Regions from separate parts of the Mus musculus genome. Here regions 1 and 3 are each linked to region 2. The links are chromatin loops, found by intact Hi-C in ENCODE. Cell type or tissue: heart. All regions are shown on one strand. Region 1 holds the start of Tshz2 (teashirt zinc finger family member 2). Region 2 overlaps Tshz2 (teashirt zinc finger family member 2). Region 3 overlaps Tshz2 (teashirt zinc finger family member 2).

The links. A loop is a pair of places that touch in the nucleus more often than their neighbours do. Peaks named below come from ENCODE experiments on the same cell type or tissue, not always from the same donor. Only the 100,000 strongest peaks of a DNase experiment are listed, where the experiment ranks them.
Region 1: a loop joins it to region 2, with 7 times the contacts of the local background. A loop is called at or near these places in 6 of 42 quality-filtered maps.
Region 3: a loop joins it to region 2, with 2.4 times the contacts of the local background. A loop is called at or near these places in 3 of 42 quality-filtered maps.

What each region holds. Positions count from the first base shown.
Region 1 is chr2:169,628,954-169,636,953 of GRCm38, reverse strand. Tshz2 (teashirt zinc finger family member 2) reads right to left here and starts at 4,445. Exons shown (of 2, transcript NM_080455.3): 1 at 3,175-4,445. The coding sequence starts at 3,214. Gm34294 (a long non-coding RNA gene) reads left to right here and starts at 6,476. Exons shown (of 2, transcript XR_003953971.1): 1 at 6,476-8,000. In heart, CTCF peaks have their summits at 3,176 and 4,890 (motif pointing left); DNase peaks (open chromatin) are centred at 2,773, 3,213, 3,913 and 4,373; H3K4me3 peaks cover 3,465 bases; H3K27ac peaks cover 3,618 bases.
Region 2 is chr2:169,746,663-169,754,662 of GRCm38, reverse strand. All of the region lies in intron 1 of Tshz2 (teashirt zinc finger family member 2), which reads right to left. Among named protein-coding and RNA genes, the nearest start is that of Gm34344, 84 kb to the right of the region's middle. In heart, no CTCF peak of the experiment used is centred here; DNase peaks (open chromatin) are centred at 2,352 and 3,282; H3K27ac peaks cover 2,364 bases.
Region 3 is chr2:169,846,049-169,854,048 of GRCm38, reverse strand. All of the region lies in intron 1 of Tshz2 (teashirt zinc finger family member 2), which reads right to left. Among named protein-coding and RNA genes, the nearest start is that of AY702102, 110 kb to the left of the region's middle. In heart, a CTCF peak has its summit at 4,754 (motif pointing right); no DNase peak of the experiment used is centred here; H3K27me3 peaks cover 404 bases.

The sequences.
Region 1 (8,000 bases), 120 kb after region 2:
AATGTTTCCCCTTAGCTGTTTACTTCAAGAGAATGGCCTTCCGCATATCTGCCCCTCCAACCTGACATACATAGGAGGCAGTGGGAGGAATCTAAAATAATAATAATAGTAGTAATAATAAAACAGATTAAAATTCCCCATCACTTAGTATATCATCCTGTGGCTGAGTTTAGAAGACCTGCTTTATTAGAAAGTTTTGGCCACCAAGGCCTTGAAACATCACCCTTAGGCCGAATGGAGGAAAGAAACCCAACAGCCTGGAAGAGTTCTTGGGAGAAAGAGGTTCCAGGAGAGAGAGCTTCAGCGCTGGTTCCCAGCCAGGCTTTTTCTATCTTCTATTATTCATTAATCAAACTAGGAATCAAGCTTTCAACATCGGTCCACAGGAGTAATCACTTACAGTTGTGCGTTGTATTTAATTTTAAGCAGTGATAAAAGTTAGCAGAGCTACAGGCTGAGAGGCACCCCCCCCACACACACACACACCCCTTCCCTGCATGGTAGCTGACTGGGGAATCTCAGCTAACTTTGCCTCACTCATCCTGAAACAGCCGGGCACTGGTGACCTCGGATGGGAAGAAGAAACACCACGGAAAAACAACCCATCTTACTAGTATGTGAACAGATAAATACATGGAGCAGGGTAACTCGCTGTGTATGAGATCAATTATCCCATCTCAGCTCGAAAAGGATTTCTGTGCCTTCTAGGGAACAAGATGAGAATCATGGCAACAGTCTTGCAAAGACACTACGAATCCAATCGGCCGGAAAACTGAAAGTATACTCACAAGTTTCACACACACACACACACACACACACACACACACACACACACACACACACACACACACACAGAGAGAGAGAGAGAGAGAGAGAGAGAGAGAGAGAGAGAGAGAGAGAGAGAGAGAGCGCGCACACACACACACACAGAGACAGAGAGAGAGAGACTACAACAATAAAAAAAAGTAGCCAGCACCAATAGATACCAGCTTAGCGAAAGGATCTAATTTAAATAATGTGATACAGCGTCATTTTCTGCACACCTGGATCTCCATTGATCAGTGGATAATTATAATTAAAGTAGAGCAATTCTGAGCAAGGCACTTTTTGTAATGAGCTTGTGAAAGGAGACATGTCCAGTCATTCTGCTAATTTAAATTGCTGCCTAGTTCTTGATGGCCTCTACCGGAACTACAAGGAAGGGAAGGAGAAAAAAAAAAGAAAAAGAAAAAGAAAACAGTTTTCAGGGCAGTATCATTTCTGCTGGACTGCAGCCCAAGGCTCTCTTTCGGGACAACAAACAACAGGGATGCCATCTCTGATAATCCAGCCACACGTGAACTTGTGTTGCTAGCATTGATTGCAGCAGGCAGACTCGTAGGAAGTCTTGAAGGCCGCCACACACCCTCAAATGGTCAGATAGTCAAGCCGAGTGCGAGAGTTAAAAAGATACAATAAAATAAGAGAGCTATTGTTTCCAAAAGAAGTAACCAGAGTTGAGAAAAGAAATCCCCCTGCATAGACAAGTTGCAAATGTGTGTGTTGCTAAGAATATTTTCGTTATTTTGCTCTGAGAGAAACAATTGAAAATTCATGAATGGAAGCTTTATAATAAAGCAACTCAGAGCGACCTACACATGGCCGAGGAAGCGATTCTGCACTCGGGAGGGAAGGAAACTGGATTTTCTGAAGCACACGTATTGCTCTTTGGGATGGCATCAGGCGGCGGTGAAGCGTTATGAACGTGGTAGCTTGCATGTTCAGACACTGGCACCCGCTTTCCCCAGATTCCTAACTCACTTCTTCTTGGTGACTTTGCAAAGTTTACCCAAGTGTCCTGGTGACTTTTCCCATGTTTGACTCAAGTTGGAACAGAGTAAAATATAGCTGTGGTCTCCAGATCAGTCTTACCCATTGCCACTCAAAGTCAGAGGAGAAAGAGAGAGGGAACAGGGGAGCCAAGGAAACTTAAACTTTGCTAAAGCCCCATCAACTAAAGGATACAAAGAAATAAAAACGCCCACGTTAAAAGCCAACAAGATAATGATTGTGCATTTCTCTCTCTGAATGTAGAGGGCAAAGCTTGCGTCACTGCCACTCGGAGTTACCATGGTGAGTGATTTATTGATATATATCAGAATGAATAGATCAAAGGCAGTGAGATGACAGGTGATCAATCAAATGTCAAATCAAAACTAGCAATCGAGTGGAAAGCTGATTTTTCAGTGGGTGGGTCTGGCAGGAGAAAAATGAACTTTCCTGTTCCGATTCCGAGAAACAAAACCCCAGCATACTATTAAAAAAGCAATTAGGCAACCCAAAAGGGAAAAGGAAAAACAACAACAGCAACGACAATAAAAACAACAGCAATAACCCTGAAGATCTGTTGTGGGACCTATTGAGCCGATCTGATCCTTAGGGGAAGGGTCCCTGCAAGAAAGAATTCCACAGGACAGCTCCTAGGGTGGTAGTCAATTCCACAAAGTTTCCAAAGCTCTATCTGGCAGAGAAAAATCCAAGGCTGTTTAAATTTCTACGGGGTTCTCTCCCCCATCCCCACCTGGCTTTAAGCAAGAAAGGGAATGAGATTTCTATAAACGGTGAAACCTTTTAGAAAACACGTCCAAAACCCCACTCATTTCCGGGGGTGCCTTTTGCACCTTGGCGACCAATGCTACACCCTCATGGCTCACAGCTCCAAAGCCAGCCTGCAGCCCCAGGCTTGGCCATGCCACACACTTGCAAGCCCTGAGCCCCAGCGACTGGAGACACTGTCCCTGGAGGCCAGAAGCCATCAGCACTGACCTCTCAGAGGGATGAGAGGGGGCTATCTCCCTCCCCCTGCACCCCAAATCCATAATCCGACTTTGGTTCCAGAGGCAAGAAGCCAGACTGGGAGAAAAAGTTAGGGGTGGGGTAGAGGGTGGAGGGAGGAAAAGTTTAAACCAGGAAGGTTTGGTGGGACGCTTCCCTGCCACCACCACCCAGAGGGAGCCTGGAGAGGGAAAGATTGGGGAAATCATTCTGGGGTGATGAAGAGGGCACCCGCACGCTAACCCTCTTGAAAGCGCCAGGGGGTGGCGTCCCCGCCAGCCCCAGGCCAGGAGGGCGGGCGGGCGAGCCGCTGTGCGCCGGGCTCAGGGGCCGGGCACCCGGAGCGGAGCCATCTCTTACCTGCCGCCCGCTTGGGTGCCTGCTGTTTCCTCCTTGGCATCGCTCTACTTAGCTCCAGTCTCACTTCTGGCGCCCCAGCCCCGAGCCGCGCGCGGGGGCCGCAGTCTCGCTCGTCTTTCTGTGGCTCCTAGGACGTCACTCGGCCTCTGTCCCCCTGAAGATCCCCCTGCCAGCGCTCCAGCGCGGGGCCGGAGACCCCCTCTCTGGGTGGCAGATATGTGGCTCGCGCCTGCTGCTTGCAAGTGGAGGTTGGTTCTGCCTTGTTTGTTTGTTTGGTTTTTTTTCCCCCTCTCTTTTTGTTTTGCTTTTGGATTTTTTTCTTTTTTTGGTTTTGCTTTTTGCTGTTTTTTTGGTGACTGGTGAGACACTTGATTTCTTTATTAAACATCCAAGACGGGGTTCAGATGGCAGGGATGAGGGGCGCACACGCGCCACGCGCACACTCGCGCTTAAAGATAAGGGGGGAAACAATCCCGGGAAGACAGTGGATTTCTTCTTTTTCTTCTTCCTTCTCTTTCCCTCCTCCTCTTCTTCCTCCTCTTCCTCCACCTCCTCTTCCTTTACCACCTCCTCCTTCTCCTCCTTCTCCTTCTCCTCCTTCTCCTCCTCCTCCTCCTCCTCTTCCTCCTCCTCTTCCTCTTCTTCCTCCTCCTCCTCTTCCCTGATCTTGATGGCGGATTCGCGCTGGGGAGAGATCACTCACTGTAGGTTTGTTGTTGCTGTCAGATCCCCGTCTGTGAGTGATATGCGAGAGGACAGGAGCGGGTTTGGGAAAGACAGAAAATCTGGAATTCACTCACACACACACACACACACACACACACACACACACACACACACACACACACACCACACATACGCACACGCACGCTCGCTCTCACACACAAGCACTCTCGCTTACACACACACACACACACACACACACACTTACACTCACACTCCCCACATATGCTCTCTCTTACACACACACACACACACACACACACACACACACACACACACACACACACTCACACACACACAAGACAGGGCGAGGCGATGCCAGCAAACATCGATCCCGGCTGAACAAACTGAACATTAACAAACTCCTCCTCTTCTCCCTGCGACCTGATGACAGGGAGAAATTTACTCCCCAGCCGCAGAGCGCCAGGCAGAGGGAGTCTATTAAAGGGACAGTGTCCCGCCTGGGAGAGGAGCTGGAGAAAGAGGACCCAGCCGGCTTGGCTGCAGCCCTGGAGGCACCCACCTCCTCCTCACTGGGGCAGTGGAGTGTCCGCCTGTCTAGATGCCCCTCCAAGAGGAAGAAAAGGGGGAGTGGGAAGGAAGGGGGCGGGGCTCTGGCAGAGTTGGAGACAGTTAGAGTTGGAGATTAGAAGGGGACAATCTAGGTTTGCTTGGGAGACAGATTAGGGGGATGGGACTATATCCAGTCTCAACCTGTTCTCCAGCAAATAACCTCCTCTCACTATGTAAGTTCACATTGCTTTAACTTCCACCTTCTTGGAGTATTGGGATTTTTTTTTAAACTTCTGCTTCCTGGGCAGACTAATTACATAACCTTCATTGTGTTTCCTTCCAATGCTGATATTTATTGAGCACCTATGGTGCACCTGTTATACAGTCACCACAGTGACAGAGAGTGGGGAAGTCCAGATTGTGGCTGTTATCAAGGGTGAGAGGAACAACATCTGAAACAACTTGCCCCCTGGTGGTGTTCAGTCACTTCCCAGAGGTCTACCTTGCTGAAAATTTGATGTCCACCTTTCTCTATTTGCTTTCTCCGCTGGGCTCATCAAGGAAGGTGGATGCTGTGCACAGCTCGCTCTTTGGGTAATTGCCTCAGATCTCACTAGAGTATAAGTTCTTAGGGAGTTGTGCCCTCGTTTATCGTATTCTATCTCCCAATGGTGCCAAACAGAAAACATAGAGCTCCACCCCCAATAGTGCAATAAATGAAGAGGAAGCAGGGCATGCTGGGAGTACAACTTCAGAGTGGCCCGGATTGGTTAAAACTGAGTGTTGTTTTGGGGCTGAAAGAGGAGTCCATTCTGGAGAGTCTATTGTAGCTGAACCCGGTCTCCCTGGGTACCACTGCACACGGGGAGGTAGGTACCTTTCAGCACGTGTGAACAGGATGACCCTGTCCTGAAGACGCTTTCCTTCCTTCCAGTTGGGTAGAAAGTCAATGACAAGTGGGAAGGCAGCGGAAGGAGGTAGAGCTAGGAGCCTAATGAACCTGATACTGGGCATTGAACTCAGGGCACCGTACATACTGGGCAGGCAAGACATCATACATGCTGGACAGGCAAGGCACAATGCATGCTGGGTAGGCAAGGCATAATGCATGCTGGGTAGGCAAGGCATCATACATGCTGGGTAGGCAAGGCATCATACATGCTGGGCAGGCAGTCTATCACTAAACTATGTTTCTGATCCTCTTCATTTTTTTCTTAAATGTTGAGACAGAGGTCTTGCTAAGTTATTCAGGCTGACCTTGAACTCATTCTTAGATAGGTCTTCAAACTTGGGATCTTCTGGTCTCAGGCTCCTGAGTAGCTGGGCTGATAGGCCTGAGACACAGACTGTCATGAATCTGGAGTATGAAGAAGGAAGGATGTTTACCAAGTGGGGCTGCCTGGGGCAAGTCACAGATAGGTTCTAACCTTGGAGAAGGAGGAAGTTGGGTGACAAGGAGACTCTTGCGAGGGTGGCCCTTGGTGTAACAGTAGAAGCTCCTGGTTCGTAGCCCTCCAAGCCCACAGAGGCCTTTTTGAGGGTGTGCTCACCTTGGTGCTCTGAAGCAGGTTTTGCATCCTTAGATCTGTTTACAGTTTGGGCCACACACTGCTTACTGGAGATGAGTGTGGTCCAGTACAATGCAAGGTGCTTGCTTGGCAGCATCCAGGCATCTAGACACCAGGCCCCTCCCTCTGCTCTGATGACAGAACGTTTCACAGACATTGCCCAGTCTCCTCTAGAGCCCAGATTTTCCCTGCTTGGAGACGGATCACCTCGGATTTTCTAGACAGGAACCTTGCTGCATATGGGCCTTGTTCTGGAGTTGATACATTGAGCACTTGGACTCCAGTATCTCATGCAAACCACTTGCTCCTTACAGTCTGAGATCTTCTGCCCAGAGACCACCTTCTTCTTCTTCTTCTTCTTCTTCTTCTTCTTCTTCTTCTTCTTCTTCTTCTTCTTCTTCTTCTTCTTCTTCTTCTTCTTCTTCTTCTTCTTCTTCTTCTTCTTCTCCTTCTCCTCCTCCTCCTCCTCCTCCTCCTCCTCCTCCTCCTCCTCCTCCTCCTCCTCCTCCTCCTCCTTCTCTCTCTTCAGGAGTCAGACAAAGTTAATGCTGCTGACTTTAAGATCAAAGCATACTTAGATACAACTGAACAGCACTAGGGGTGATGTTGCTTCTGTGGCCACTGTGATGGACTCTCATCTGGCTCCTCGCTCCTCCCCACTATGTATCCACTGGTAATGAGGCTTGACCAGTGAAACCTCAGATGCCTCCCATATGCCCCTTACCTCTTGCCACCCTGACCCTTCCTCACGGGCAATTAATTACCAGCTATGACTAGTTCAGTGCAGTCTTTTTCAGCAGTACTTTTGGGCCACAGGAAATATAGCTCACCGGGCCCTACCCATCAGCCACAAAGTGCTGTTATTGTCACTGCTTGCAAAGTACCAGTTAGTCATCTTCAACAGCCCCACACAAGTCTCTGCCCCACACGTGTAGTACAAGTGATTACATCACCTGGCCTAAACCACCCAGACAGCTCCCACCCCTTATTACAGCCTAATTCTTTGGCAACTGAGGCAGAGCAATCCTGTATTATTATGGCTAGCAATGTTAGCAAAGAGGCATTAACCATGGTTTCTCAGAATACGTTTGGAGAAAGCTCCAAACTTGCACATACACCATAGGGCACATTACAGGACCAGGAAACACAGACTTAGGAGAAGGGGTGGGTAGTAAGGGCTCATCATGAATTTGCCATCTTCTCTGGAAACCTGTTGCCTTGGGATTCATATCATGCTCAAAGCAGCATTTGAGAAACTTCTGTGTTCTATATAAGGGGATACAAGGGATTGTCCTAAAATATAGGCGATGGTAGGATGCTGTTCTAGTTAGCTTGGCTGTTGACTTGACACGAATGTAGTGTCACCTGGGATAAGAGAACTTCAGTTGAAAACTGCCCAGATCACACTGGCTAGTGGCCTTATCTTCAGAATTCTGATTGATGTAGGAGGGCCCAGACCACCATGGGCGGCACCACTCTTAGGCACAAAAACTTAAACCGTATAAGAAAAGCTGCTGAACAAGCCAGAGGAAGCAAGCAAGTAATCAGAGTTCCTCTGTGGTCTCTGCTCCAGTTTCCATTCTAGAACTCTTCCATGGCATCTCTCAGGGACAGACGGACTATAAGCTGCGAGCTGAAATAAGTCCTTTCCTCCCCAAGTTGTTTTTGGTCATGGTACTTATCACAACAGAGAGCCAACTGGAAGGGTGCATGCATAGTGACATACCTCTAAAAACCTATTGCAGGGACACCTAGAGTACCAGATGACAACAGAAAAGGGAACTTATTGGGGCTGGGTCTTGGAGCAAGTAGGTTCAGGACTCTGGCCCACAGCCTTGCTCCCAAGCGCTTCTCACCTTCTCAGATACCTCTGCAGCTTACAGTGTTTTTATCAATCGGTGGAGATTCTCAGCAACTCTTCACTATGGGCACTTTCTGCAGTTTCCAGCCTATCTTCTGGCCTTGCTTCTGGAATGTTCTCTCACTGAGTTGTATTTTTCCCTCCGATTGCTACTAATAGAA
Region 2 (8,000 bases):
TCACAGGTGCTGGTAATGAGCTCTACTCGTTGAGTTTGTGTCAGCACCTCAATGAATATTAAAATCCAGGAGGTGGTAGCCAGCTTCATCACGAAATATCAGACCCTGAACCGTAAAAGCCACGCTGAAAGTGCCCATCTTCGAGGTACTGACAGCAAACCGGATGTGCCTCTGGGCGGCAGTAAAGGCTACACCTGCACTTTAACGTGTCCTGGGCGTTGGGCTAGTCTGTGCATGAGCCTCAAATTCGCAGCCAGAAGAACAAGAAAGATAACTTGTAACTAAATGAGCATGGATGGTGGTCACTCTGACCATTCTAACCATTCTCTCTTTCCCGTCTGTTTCAAAGCCAGGCTGGAGTGCTCTGCTTTTCCTCCAAAATGAGCAACAATGTTCACTTCCCACTTCCCCTTGGCTTCTGTGTAACAATTTCTTTCCGCAATGAAAGCTATCAGTTAGGTACTGGACTCCTGACACAACCTGATATCATGGTGGAGCAGTCTTTAACTTCTTCCTTAGACCCTGAAAGCTGTGTGCTGATCGCTCACCAGAGAGGCAGAGCGCCACAACACTTTTTCCTTCAACCTTTGCGTGCTGGCTGAAGCAGGTGTGAGTCATGACCTCTCTTGTAGTCAGCTCTCTAAATTCAAGAATTACATATTTCAACAGACTTGAGAGGTAGCGTTCCTGAAAAGGACTTGTGGCTATCTGTCTTTCTACATGGAGGTAATAGGACCTTCTGAAACTTGGGGGCTTTTGGATAACTTTTGTATTGTCATCCAAAGCACTGGTGTTTATGTGTGTAAAGAGCGAACAACGAAGTGCACGCTCCGTCCTTTACTACAGGCAAGGCACTCAGATATATTCTAAACCCACTTCCCCCATTGATATAACCCACTGCCCTAGTTAGTTATAACTGTCAGCTTAAACCTGAAGTCATCTGAAAAGGGAACCGCAATTGAGGGATTGCTCAGACCTGATTGGCTCATGGGCATGTCCGGGGATTGTCTTGATTGGTCATTGATGCAAGAGGGCCCACCCACACTAATTGATGCAGGAAGGCCCCGCCTATTGTGGGCGGCACTATCTCTCGTCAGGAGGACCTGGCTGAGCATGGGCCTCTGAAGTAAGCCTATGAGCTTCCTCCCTGGCTCCTGCCGCCCTTCTTTGGATGTGAAATGCGTTCCTTGGTCGGAGGTGACACTGTGTGGAATTGCAAGCTTGCCTTGGTTTCCCAAAGACCGATTGTCACCTATACGATGAAATGAACCATTTCCTTCCTTAAGTTTCTCTTTTGGCTAGAGTGTTTGACAGCAGCAGAAATCAAGGTGAGACACACACCAAATGGGCTACACCGATGGAAGATCAATGCTCTGGTCTAAATTTGCTGAGCCGAGCTATGGAACCCCAGGACACCGTTTTTATTCGACAATAATGGCTCATTTTCATGCTGGCCAACGAAGGGGATCTATAGGCCGCAGCAAGGATCCAGTGTGTATATATCTGGGAAGCTGTGAGCACTATGTCTTACCTAGGTTGTCTGCAGGCTCGGTTAAGTCAGAGACAGGTTCCCATCCATGTGTTTATGAAGGAATTCCTTCTCTTGTCCTTGACATTGAGTAGACAAAAGGATCCACTCATGGCAAGGCACATTCCCAGCATGCTTGGAACACAAAGAACCCTGGGTAGGGGAATTCTAAGGATCTCCTAAACCCAGGCTGTATCATATCATCCTTTATCTCCAATGCAGGAAGTCAGTTTCTATTGAGACACAGTGCTACGAGGAAGTTTCTCACTGCCTGACAGGTTAAGTTTTGGACATGTGCCATAACACCATTAGGCCTTGAATAAAATTGGGGATAAAGAGGGTTCCACTTGGAACATTGCCTGAAGATGTAGTTGTTAGTGCAGAAAGAGGCCCGGATAAGGATATTCTAACAACAATAAGGGCAACTTGCAAATGAAGTTCTTAAAGACATCATTTTAATTAATTTATCTGGAGACCGGGTCTCACAACGAAGTCCTGGTTAGGAGTCTGGGACTCATGATGTAAACCAGGCTGATCTCAAACTCACAGAGATCCCCCTGCCTCTGCATTAGGAATGTTGAACTGAAATGTGTGCAGCATCAAGGTTAGTCTTTAAATGGGTTATTTTAAAGTCCATACATTTGGTTTTTACTTATTTTTCAAGTGAGAGGAAACACTGATCTCCGCCTGGCCCAGTCACAGCTCTGACTTCTGAAGGAGGTCCTAGGAGGAAGAGGTCCGAAACTCCGCATTGCCAAAACAAGTTGGTGATGAATTTTCCAGCTCCATTCTAATTTCAGATTGTAAAGTGTGTTCCCAGAAGGGAAACCGCGGAAGTAATCACAATACGATTCAATTAAAGATGATTTTAAAAGGAGAAGAGGGGAGTCCGCTGGAATCTGCCGGAGAAACCGCAGGGACTTGGGGCTGAGCTTGCATGGTGTCTCCAAAACTCTTGGGGAGTGTTTCAGTCATTACTCATTAGGTTGATTGGATGTCTTCATTGTAACCTTTGAAGCTCAAGAATGAAGAGAGCAGGCAGTTGTGCTACGTAGGCCTATCACCCAGCGAGCTGGTGTGAGGAGGACGCAGGAGGGTTTTAAGGTCAGGGTCAGTTGGGCTGCATAACGAGACCGTAGCTCAAAACATCAGGAAAACCCCCTGCCTCCAAAATATGGAAATAAAAGTGAAGGCAAATCCTATTTAAAAACTCAGAACTATTTCCCAGCTTTTACCAAGAAAAATGACAAGATATTAAAGGTCTCTATGATTATCGGCTCTCCTCAAGAATTGCAAGGTAATAAGACAGAACTTGATGTAGTGATAAGAAACCCCTCCTCATCTTCCACTCTTAATAACCAAATATTATTAAATCAATAATTTTGGCAATGATCTGAACAGGTTATTAAACATCATGAATTATTAAGCTGAAGGTTGATCAGAGCCACGAAAATAATTCGAGTTAACGGGAATCTCTGGATTTCTAATAAAATATCCAGTCATTGACGAAAACATCTCTGTTAGGATTCGTCTGGAACAAGAAAGGCAGATCCCACAGATGTCGTTAAGGAAGAGAACACATTCCTTTCTGGATTACAGGAAATTAAAAACCCAGATCACTAGGATCAAAATAGCAGGAGATTAAACAGCCCAAGTGGAAAGGTGCCGACGCCTATGGAGAGGTAGCTCCCCCCGCCCGCCCAATCCAGGTGGTTCCCCCACCCCAGTGAATGTTCCACTGATTGTCAGAGACCTGAAAAAGACTTGGGAAATGGCCATGGATTCCTCAATGCTGGGTGTGCCTCTGGCGAGGGGAAATGGGCATAAAGCAATTAGTCCATGGCCCATAGCCAGCTGCACTCTGTTCCAGTCGCTTTGCCTTAAGCAAGGAGTGTGTGCAAAAGTATTTTGTCCAGACATTATCCAACAACAGGCAGTGGAATGTGATTTAATTTAGAAGGGACCAGGGGGCAGGAGAGAAGAGGCCTGGGGTGGGCCCCCGAGCAGGCAGAAAGGTCTGGTGGACTTTGACCTTTCTGTGAGATCACATTTACCATCCCAGAGAATACTGACACAAACAAGCCATCCTGGCTGTCAGAGGAACTGAAGACAAACAGATGCCCCTCACTCTCTGGTTGCATACCTTCTCCAGTTCAGGCTTCCTGCTCAGATGAGATCTTGCCAAAAAGCATTATCCCGTGCTAGAATTTCCTAATTCTAACTCGACTCTGTCATTGACGAGTTTAGTGACATGCATTTCGCCCCCCCTTTAACCATTTAATGCAACATGAGCTCTGAATGTTACCAGGGAGAGAAAACTGAGACCGGCAGGGGATTTAGACTTTGGCAAAATGACAGGTGGCTTGGGACCGTCTGGCAATGCATCAGCAAATGGGAAGGCCAAGGCCTTTAGGTCTTTCGACACGAAAGCCAAGAGATTGCAAATAGGTTAGCAGGGCAGGGACAGGGGTCAGATCTCCATGCCTGCATGCCAGGTTGAATCATCTACTTTCTGTGGGGTCTCAGCAAGGACACACATCTCCATAAGTCTCAAAGTTAGCCATCTTGTGGACTTAACAGCTTTCCCCAAAGCCAGCCACACAGTGGTCTAAGGCCAGCACCAGGCACTGAGTGCACACTTAGCCACTAGGCAATCGGTGGAGTCTTGGAGGCAGATTCCTTCCATTATTATACTCATCTATAGACAAGTAGGGACAGGAATAGAAAACAAAACAAGACAAAAAACCTGCAATAAGTGAAGAATATCAGGAAGAAATTCAACCATCAAATTCTGATGATTATGTTTTCGATGTGAGAGACTGTGGGATGTTTCTTGAAGGAGGTGATCAAGCCTAACTTGGAACCTGGGAGTGTATCTAATACAAGAGAGCTGCAGAGGACTCCCACAGCCATGGGGGGGGGGAGAAACAGCTGGGTTTAGTGATTTCGGGGCTCAAGTGGGAGTTGAGATCTTCACAGAAACCCCATGAGAAAATCTCACTTTAGTGGGAGGCAACTCCCTAGCCCCTACCTTGCCCCACCTCACAGGACCTGACTGCATCTTCAGGTGCTCCTGTGTCCCTGTTGATATTTTGTCAACAGAGAAGGTGAGCCCCCTTCCATTTTTCTTTCACTGAAACTAGATTTATTTGTAAGATCACAAGGTGGCATTTGGAAGTGGTCCCAACACACAGGCAAAGCCTTCCTGGCAATCAGATCGTGCTGAAACCGAAAGGTAAGAAAATATATTAAGAGAGAGAACTGTAACCATTCAAGGACACAGCAAACCACAACCTTGGCCCCAGAACTGCATTCTTCCGCCCACTAACAACCCCTGTTCTTGAGCTATAGGATAAACCCCATAAATCAAGGGGCGCTTGGGATAGATAAGGGAGAAGAAGCCAACAATAAATCCCCTTAAACTTGCTGTCACTCTCTTGCCTAGGAACTCCACTTCCTTTTAAAAATCAAAACATGATAATCGAATGTTCTAGAGATGCGGAAGGAACAAAGCAGGAAGTCCCGCCCTCTGACTTCCTACCTAATTTTTTTTTTTTTTTTTTTTAGGGTGGCTAACTGGCTGGAGACAGTTCATCTCTGTTGAGCAGTGTCACAAGCTGGATTCCGGTGGGGCAGAGAAACGGTCCGTCCTACACATTAGTCATTTACACTTTTATTAACTTCAAAACAGTGCCCGAGACTGCTCGTTTCATGGTTGAATTACAAATTGCTGACACGGTAGAAAAAGTAGGCACAAACTAAAGCAGTCGGATAACGAATGAAGAACGGAAGGAAAAAAAAAAAGAACGGAAGAGAATGGCTCTGAATCCTGTAGACTGGTTACACATGATAACATTTTGATTGCTCCTTATGTTGTATAAGCAAATTTTATATAGGCGTCTGTTATATCATAGTTTTACATGTAAAAACATTGTATATATGTTATAGATGACAGATAGATAAATGATAGTGTTAAATGATTTGCGAACTCATCTAACTTAGCTAGGACACAGGCCAACTGTTTCCACTCTCCAGGTTAGCGCGTCAAACGTGTGCTAGTTACATGTAGCTAGTTAGATGTGCGTGACCCCAAGTTATTATTTTTTTTTAATAGAGGAAGTGTTTGTTTTTGTTTATGTGTACTAAAGGATATAGTCAGGAATCCGAGGGGAGAGGAAGGTGGACTGAGGCAGTGGACAAACTCCAAGGAAAACATGCTTTCTAAGGCCTACAGGGCTGTACTCCCAGAGACTATGGCCACACACACTAGGCCTGCACAGGTTCAGATGAGACGCAACCCCATCTTTGAGAAGAGAGAATAGATGCAAAGGCCCATCCCAGGCAATGAAGCTGTTTGCAATTGGTACCTGCTAGATGAGTGGATATCAGTGGAGTGACATGGGTGTGTCAACCACACCTCACACTAAGCCTTCTGCTCAGGAGGACTTGGCCAAGACCAAAGGGACTCCTTGAAGAAATTACCTTTGTATGTACGTACGTATGTATGTATGTATCTGTGTGAGGGAAAGTTAAGTGAATGTATGAGAGATCTGGGAGGAGATGAGGGAGGTAAAATATGACCAAACTATATTGAATGAAAGAATTTTTAAGGAGGAGATGCAATCCTCCATCATAAGGAAGGCATGGAGCAGTGGTGTGCACCTCCATCATGAGGAAGGCATGGAGTAGTGGTGTGTGCCTTTGCTGATCACCCTGAGTCCACAGCCAGGAAGCAGAGAGCAGACAGGCAGTGGACTTGGGCTATAAAACCTCTACTGGCTGGTTTTGTGTGTCAATTTGACACAGACTGGAGTTATCACAGAGAAAGGAGCTTCAGTTGAGGAAATGCCTCCATGAGATCCAACTGTAAGGCATTTTCTCAATTAGTGATCAAGGGGGAGAGGCCCCTTGTGGGTGGGACCATCCCTGGGCTGGTAGTCTTGGGTTCTATAAGAGAGCAGGCTGAGCAAGCCAGGGGAAGCAAGCCAGTAAAGAACATCTCTCCATGGCCTCTGCATCAGCTCCTGTATCCTGGCCTGCTTGAGTTCCCGTTCCTTGGTGATGAACAGCAGCGTGGAAGTGTAAGCTGAATAAACCCTTTCCTCTTCAACTTGCTACTTGGTCATGATGTTCTGTGCAGGAATAGAAACCCTGACTAAGACAAAACCTAAGGCCTGTTCCCCCGGAAACCTCTCTCCTCCGATAGAACTCTGCCTTCTAAAGCTTCTGCAACCCTCCCGAGTCACAGTGACCTCAGGTGGTGGACAAGTGTGCAAACACATGAGCCTGTGGAGGACATTTCACATTAAAAGTTCAACACTGACATCGGCTCCCAGGGGCTCCCAGTGGCTCCATCTTCTAAGATCTTAGTCCCAGCGCTTCACTGGCCCTGAAGGCTAATGTGGGAAGCTGACTTTATCAGGCTTTAAGTCTGATGTAGCGTTCTGCTGACCCTCCTCTCCTCTCCTCTCCCCAGAACCTCAGTGTCAGGCAATCCTGTGAAAATGAAGGATCTTCCTATGGCCAGCACTTCCGAGTTCCTGCCCAGCTGTGCACATGTGTCTGAAAGGCCACAGGATTCATGGTCTGGTCTATGTTTTTCATTAAAGGTAACAAGCGTTTTCATTACAACACGAGAGCAGAGCTCTGGAGCAATGGCTTTCCATCTGGTAGCCAGACAGGAGGACCCGTTTTAAGCAACTAACTGGACGTACTTCATGGATCCCTTGGGCAAGACTGGAGCTGGAAATAGAAGGAGCCTGATCTGAAAGCCTGCAGGCAGCATTTCTGGACTGAGAGATAAAGGCCAGAGGAGATGGGCGGGCCCTCTGCACCTCTGTGCACCACAACATCAGAGCTGTTAATGTCACCATCGACTGGGCCAGGACTTGGGGCTTCAGACTTCCTCCTAAGGAGGTTTGGAAGTAGCCCCTTCTTTTTACTGTGGGTAAATCACAGAGTCTGCCTTGGAAAACAGGATAAAGCAATATGATTATTATTCCATCTAAATGGGCTGACTGGCCCTGAGTGTTTAAATCAGTGGGTTTCAGGGAGTTGATTTTTTTCCCTACTCTAGGAAACATTTGACAATGTGTAGGGACACTTTTAAAATATCTTCTCTCTCCCTCGCTTCATCTCTCTCTGTCTCTATCTCTGTCTCTCTGTCTCTGTCTCTCTGTCTCGCTCTCTCTCTGTATATCTCTGCCTCTCTCTCTCTGTTTCTCTCTCTCTGTTTCTCTCTCTCTGTTTCTCTCTCTCTGTTTCTCTCTCTCTCTCTCCCTCTCTCTCTCTCCCTCTCTCTCTCTCTCTCTCTCTCTCTGTGTGTGTGTGTGTGTACCAGAGTCACGCATAGCATGGGTGTAGAAGTCAGAGGACAACCTCAGGTGTCAGTCCTCCCATGTCACTAGTTTTGAGACAAGGTTCACCGTTGCCTATGTCCACCTATCTGTCTCGTGAACACCCAGGAATTCTG
Region 3 (8,000 bases), 99 kb before region 2:
GTCACTCTCTTATTTTGCCTAACTTCGCGCATCTGTAAGGCATTAGCAGTTGCAAGAGATTGATACGATGGTTTGAGTAATCTGGATGAACTATAACGAGAATCCAGTAAAGTATTATAATTTTAAATGTGTCCAGAAAATAATTGAAATTCTGGCTTAGCTTCATCATAATGCAAACTGCTGGATATATTTAACAGCCGACTGGCTTAGCATGAATATTGCTTTAGAAATGGGGTCATATTGTTTTTACAGAATGATGTTGCTCTCTAACACGTTTAGGAGGGACACAAAAAAACAAGTGATTGCGAGGATACCCTTAACCTTCCCATCTCTTCCTATGCGTGGTCACTGCAGCCATCTAGGTGGCTGGTGCGCTTTGTTACACTCAGAGGAGGCAACCAGAGTTGTCCTCCTTGTGACACAGACACAAAAGCTCTGATCTCTGTCTCTTCATTATTCTATAGTCTGGTCAGAGACAAAGCATTGCCCACGAATCCAAAAGATGACAGGAACAGGCTCCACAAATACTCTTCCTATGTAGGTGGTCCCTCTACATACACATACCTATAAAGTGTGTGTGTGTGTGTGTGCGCGCGTGTGAGTGCTGTGCTATGTGTGTGTATGCTCTACATGTTTGTGTGTGTACACACCTGTCTGTGAATGCACATCTGGAAGCCACTGATTAAAGTTTGATATCTTTCTCTAGTACATTGATTGATTGATTGATTGACTGATTTACTTATTTATTGAATTTTAGAGACTGGGTGTCTCACTGAACCCAGGGTGCCCCACTGGCTGTGCTGGTTGGTCAGTGAGCTTCTGGGGCCCTCCTAGCCTGGCACGCCTTGCTTTTTAAAGCAGTTACTAAGAACCACACTCAGGCCCCACCCTTGCTCAATAGACACATTTACTGATGAGACTGGGCCATCTCTTCAGTCCTAAGGCATCTTGTATTTTTGAGCCCCTGTTTCACTACATAGCCCTGGCTCTTCTGGGACTGACTATGTAGATCAGGTTAGCCTCAAATCCACAAAGCTCCTCCTGCCTCTGCCTCTGCTTCCTGAGTGCTGGGATTAAAGGCAAAGACCGCCAACCCTGGGTCAAGCTATTTTTTTTTTTAAAGTACAGTTGTCAACATTGGAAAGAATGGAGGTTGCCCTCGAAACTCCAGACTCATAGATGCTTATTAATCTGAGGATTCTATAGTCTCAGACTCTACATTCTTGCTAGATGACAGGCCCAGGGCTGGGTGCATGTTCACACCCTGGCATAACCCAGCCTGCTCCTCTCCCCCTCTCTTCACACCCCATCCCCCATTCCCCTCCGCACCTCCTCTCCTACCCAGTTCCCTCTGTCCATTCACCTCTGGTGACTAGCTTCCCTTTCTGAGTGCGATTCACGTATCCTCCCTTGGGGCCTCCTTATGACTGTTTCTTTGGATCTGTGGATTGTAGCATGGCTGTCCTGCATGTTATGGCTATGATGTAAAAGGAATTTTAAATTTTTTTAAAAAGAAAGGAAAGAAAATGAAGGCCTTTACAGTCTCAGCGGCAGGTCAAGGCTGAGCTTCCTCATGCTGCTCTTTTTTTTTTAGAGAGAATTGGTTTTCTTTTTAAGTCACGTGGGTGTCACCCCCACTGTCCCCGACTATCCTCTGAACATTACCCAGTGTTGTCTTTTTTATAATCAGAAGTCACTGAGCTGCAACCTCAGTGGGTGACAGGACTTGCTGCTCTGGCAGAGGAGCCAGGGTTGGCTCCCAGCAGCAAACCTCACAGATGGCTGTAACTCCAGTTCCAGAGGATCCAGCCCCCTCTTCTGGCCTCTGAGGGGTCATGGTGGACATACACATATGCAAGTATAAGACTCACATACATAAAATCACAACAAAAATGAACAAATAATGGATAAATAAGAACAAAAGTCATAAGCAGATCAATAAGCAGATCAGAGGTGTCCATCTAATAAACTTGGGTCAAGTTCAAGTCCACCCCCCCCGACCCCCCCCCCCCAGCTTGGCTTGGAGGACTTGAACACACACACATGCCTGTGCATGCACACACACACACAACTTAGAGGGGGAGAATACAGACATGTATGGAGGAGACACTAGCTTTTGGCAGGCTGGACTCAGCAATTTAAATAGGTTTGTATTTACTTGGAAATGTTGGGCCAGTGGGGAGATGGAACATTGGCCTTCTGTTGATGCAGAGGAAGCTTCCCTCATGACAGACGGCTTCCCTGGGAAACTGCTGCTCGCTGTGGGGCCTGGGCAGGGCAAGCTGTGGCTCTCCTTCCCAAATCTCGCCTTGAGTTTGACAATGTGTTAGAGTGAAGTTCACACCAGCAATCCCATATCAGAGACAAATGTACACCAGACTGTCTTGGGACAGTGTCCAAACTGGGGCAGGAGAGGACTCGGGTGCCCAGCGGGAGGGAACTAGGAAGGTCTTCCTCTCCTGTTTACTGTAGGTGGCCTTCACTTGTTTGATTGACACTTCTTAACCGGTCTTCTCAGTTTTGACAAGACACAGCTCGTTTTCTTTTTCTCTTCCCTTTCTTTTATATGTTGGCCTTTGGAGACAAGGTCTTGTTCCATAGCTCAGGCAGGCTTAGGATTTATGATTCTCCCGCCTTAGCCTCCAGGGTTACACACTTGTGCCACAGCGCTCAGGTCATTTTCTTGAAGGAGAGATTGATGCATGGTATACATGATTGGCAATCTGTGGGCTCGAGGATGCATCAGAAAAAGTGGATGCAAAAGAGGAGGTGCTGAAGAAGATGTCTGGGGACCTGCCCTGTGGGAAAGATGGAGCCACACCCTGAGTCCAGCAAACCCTGCCTTGTATAAACTGAGCTAATGTGGCTGAGTTTGGGATTTTTACAATAGGAAACGAGAATTTGGGTATTTTGGCATAAGCTCATGACTGTCAGCTGTTAACCATGCTTATTTTATTATGAATACTGTCATATTGTTACTCACCTAGATTTTTAGAAAAGTGTGTATATGTGTGCTTATTCATGCAGCCATGTTTAGCTGTGTATAGGTTCGTGTGTGTGTGTGTGTGTGTGTGTGTGTGTGTGTGTGTGTGTGTGTGTGTATGTGTGCGTGTGTTTGTGTGGGTGATGGCCAGAGGTCTCCTGAGCACAGGGATTATTGAGTCGTCATAGGCTGCAGTGCCCAGCATTTAAGTGGGTGCTGGGGACTAATCTCTGGTCTCCATGTTTACATGGCCGTGAGCCATTTCCCCAGCATACACGCAGGCTATGGGGATTGGAACTCACGTCCTAATACTTGCAAGGCAAGCGCTTTATGAGCTTTAAGAGCTGGCTATGTCTCCAGCTAGGACATAACGCTTTATGGGCGCCAAACCAAGTCTCCGGACCACACTCAACCACCGCTTTACCAACTGCCCTAAAGTTTGATCTTAATACATCTCTGCATTCCCTGTTTCTCAATTTTAGTTATAATTGAGAGGGCTGAATGAGCACACATACATATACCCACCCATACCCACTATACCACCTATACCCAACACACACAGATACACACATACACACACACACACATGCACAGATACACGTACTCAGACACATACACACACACACAGACACAGATACAGACATACACACACAGAAGACACATACATAGACACACACACACACACACACACATGCACAGATACACATACTCAGATACATACACACACACACACAGACACAGATACAGATATACACACACAGAAGACACATACATAGACACACACACACACAGCTACACATAGTTAGACACATACACACACACATAGAAACACACACAGATACACATACTCAGACACACACATACACACACACATACCCACCCATCCACCTATACACACACACACACACACACACACACACACACACACACACACACTGGCTTGAGAGCTACACAAAGCACGAGCCCTATGCACATCTCAGAGGCCCTGAACCTATAGACACAGTATCTAGAAAGCACAGTATATACAGAACAAAAGGCCGCTCTGCATCATGAGAGGACCTGAAGGGAGCCATCCTCACAGGGCCGCGTGCACATGAGCCTTTTCCCTCTTTATTTTCCCATAAAGGGAAGGAACGGTATCTCCCTGATCCTGAGGGAAGATGGTGGTCTGCTGGAGACAACCAGCATTCAAGCCTGCCTCCTTTTCAGTGTGAATTTATACTGTAACTTCCTTCAGCCTCAGACTTTAAAGTTTATTACTGCAATGGCAGCAACTGCTACTACCACTGTTGGCCTGCAGGGGTAAGGAGGAAGACAGTACTAATCCCACAAGATTCTGTGAGCCTTACCTGAGGGACATGAATCAGAGCTTCCTGTACAAGTGAGCAGGGGGCCTGTGGCCCGAGAAGTGTGCTGTGGCATGGCAGAGCTGAAAGCCACCGCTTCCCATCCAAGCAGTGTTGGGGGCCAACCACTGTCCCCACTCCTGATACAACCCTGGCTCTGCACACTTGGTCTTGTTTTCCTGCCATTAAACTTTCAGGCCCCAGGACCTGGGAACTCTAAAGCCAGATGGGGGCGTCCATTTGGGTATTATTATGGGCAATGCTGCTCCCTTCCTATTCTCTAACCCTCAGTGGCCGTATGTAGCCTCAGTAACCTAGTCTTTAAAATGGGAACAATGTCTCCCCTGGCTAGAGTCAGAGAATGGTTTGGGTGAGAGATAGGTTTGGCTCCCAGCGTGCCAGCCAGCAGTGCATCCAGCCAGCAGAGGGTGCTCACGCGAAAGGCTGCAGGTGGCTGACTGCCACTCAGTGTAGGCAGGTGGTCCAGGCAGGTGTCCCTCCCCCATTCTGCCTCTCCTGAAGGAGGAAACAGTCGCACAAGGTGGACACGAGGACACTCATCTACCATTACACCTGCACATTGCCAGCTATGGGATTTTCTGGAATACTTTCTAATACCGCAGCCTGACCATCAGAGGCTAAAAATACCAAACAGGTCTGCTCTGGACCAGCAAGAAATGGCTTCTTTGGAACTGGAGCCTGACTGACTGCTGCTGTGATCTCTGCCACAGCCCTGCAGAGAGTCTCGTGGACAAAGCCAGCTTCCCGAATGGGAACCCAGTTGTGCTTTCTGACCACTCAGTCCCAGGAAGATGCAGACAAATTGGAGCAAGCTCAAAGCAGAGCCACCCAAATGATGGTGTGGAGACAAGATTGATGGGTAGACAATGATTGAAGCAGTCTCGAGCATCTGAGCTGTCTTCTTCAGGTGACAAAGCCGAGAGTGACATATCGTGGGGCTCCTCGCCCCTGTGAGAGACTGAACACCCGACAGAAGAGGAGAGAGAGGAAGAGAAAAGGGAGGAGGAGGGTAAGGGAGATGAAGGAGAAGAGGAGGGGGAAGAGAGATGAGGAGGAAGAAGAGGGGGAGACGGGAGATCGGTGCAGCGTTATTTGAGATGAGTAGGCTGGGTCACACCTATGCTTGCAAGGCATGGATCATTCTGATTTCTCTCTGGCCTGGATTGAATTTTCTAGCCTATCACACACACCCGAAGTCCTTGTTATTCAAAGATATCACATGCTAAAGGCTTCACTGCTGGCCTCTAGTGCTTTTGGGAGCTGGTGGTATCTTAGAAGTAGGGCTTACTAGAAGAAAGTTAAGTCACACGGGTATGCCAATGATGGGAATATTGGTACCGTGTCCTCTTCCTGTCTCTGGCTTTGCTTCCTGGCCATCACGACGTGAGCAGCTTTACCACAACATATGCTCCCGATGTGACTTACCACTTCCCTGTGGGCCCAAAGGCAACAGGGCCAAGGGGCAGCGGGCTCAAACCTCTGAAACCATCAGTCACCAAGGCAAATGTTTCTTCCTTTTATCTGATTATCCCAGGTGCTCTGCCGTAGCAGCAGAATGCCAACTGCCACCGCCACTTGCTGTGTCTGACTTTATATCATCATGCTTCACTGTGTCTTCTTGAAGAAAGCACAGGCTAAGACCCCAGATTAGCCATACACAGGGCTTCCCTAGCCTGTACTAGGTTCTATCCAGTATGATGCTCTACCTTTAAGAAGCAGTCAGAAATATCTGTTGAATTAAATCATCCTGTCATGCAAGGTAAACGAAAGCTATTCTGAAGCCAGGCTGGACATGCTGCCAGAGGTCAACCCGCCTTGTGAAGTCAGGGTAACACGGTGGTATCTTTTGCCTTTTTATTTTTCAGGTGCCCTTTCGGTCTGACATGAGACTTGCCATCACAACCACTGAGGTTGGATTGTCAGTGTTCACTTGCATGAAATTCCAGGAAAAAGTCCAATTATTTTGTTGATTAAATTCTTAATGGTATCCCAAACACAAGCTGTTCCTATAGGAAACGCATCTTCATTGAATTATCCGTGTGTGGGATGTGTGTGTGTGTAGAGTATGTACATGGAACAGGGTGGGGCAGTGAGCGGGGTGCAGGCTTCGCTGGTGCTACAGAGCTCAATTTTCCTTATTGACTGATTAATTAAAGTTTAAACACTTTTCCTGCCGTGGGTTTAACGGCTGTGCAGTCAGCCTGGCTCAGCCTTGCCGGGTGCTGAATGCCCGTGTTGCTTAGCTGTGCTGAAGCGCCCAGGTGCGGCCACAGAAGGCATTCGGGGACCAGCTTCTCTTCAGGACTAATTCAGGCTCCAAATTGTCATGTTTCTTCAGAGAGGGAGCCAAAAGGTACAAATTTGCATGCATTTAAGAGAACGATAACAAAATTTCCCACCAGTGTTCTCCAAAGTCTTAAAGCCCAAGATGGGCAGGCTTGGAGCCATTTGAAAATTCATTTAAAAGTTTTCATTTGTAAGGCATGGTGAAACTTTCTAACAGAATGGAAGTCAAGTTTTAGCTTCCTCGGTATTAATGAGACTGAGCAGGAGGCATCTCTGTCTCTCTTTCCCCAGTGCCTGCTGCTCTTGCTCTCATTCATGGCACCCGGGTTTGGATTTTCTTATGGAGTGGGGCTCGCTCCACAGGACTCGGGGGACTAAGCCTTCTCTGTCCACATGACAAGCAGAACATTGAAGTCCAGGAGCAGCTATTCTAACCTCTCTAGCCATGGTAAATGCCCAGAAATGGGCTCTTGATCTGATGTTGATAAGGCTATAGAGTCTTTGGTGGGAAATATCATTCCTTCCCTTCCTGATGCTCTGAACCTAGGCTGTGGCTCATTACACGTCTCATGGCTGTGACAGAAATATGTCACAGAAACCTAGGACAGAGAGTCGATTTTGGCTTGTGGTTCCAGGGATGGTTTAGACCATCATGGTGGGGAAGACCTGTGGAGGGTTAGCCCTGCCCACAGTGGAAGGGCTTGCTTAGGGCAGGACAACACATGCCTCGTAGGAGTCAGAGATAGGATACTATGCTGTCTGTTTTGACTCTTGTCACTGCAACTAAGCACAAGAAACAACTTAAGAGAGGGTCGTGGTTAGTGTCGCGTGTTAACTTGATACTGCTGGGAAGAAGAAACCTCGACTGAGAAACTGCCTCCACCAGATTGGTCTGTGGCCACATTTGTGAGGTATTCTATTATTTACTAATTGATATGGGAGGGCAAAGCCCACTCTGGGCATTGCTGTCCCTATGCAGGTGGGCTGTATAAAAAGGTAGCAAAGCAAGCCATGGGAATCTAGTCAGTAAGATGAGCTCCTTCGTGGCCTCTGTATAAGTTTCTGCCTCCAGGTTCCTATCTGAGCTCCTGCCCTGACTTCCCCTGGTTATGGACTCTAACTTGTAAGATGAAATAAGCCCCCTCCTCCCCAGGTTGGTTCTGGTGGTGATGTTTGCCATAGTGACAGAGAGAATCAAAGTAGGACTTTGAGGAAGAGTTTGTTTTGATCATGGTTTGTTTAGAGTGGCACAGTCCACCATGGTGGAAGAGTCGTGTAGCAACAGTGTGAGGTTGGCTGGTGACATTGTGTCTGCTGTCTGAGGCAGAGAGGGGTTTCACAGCCTCCCCCAATGACATCACCAA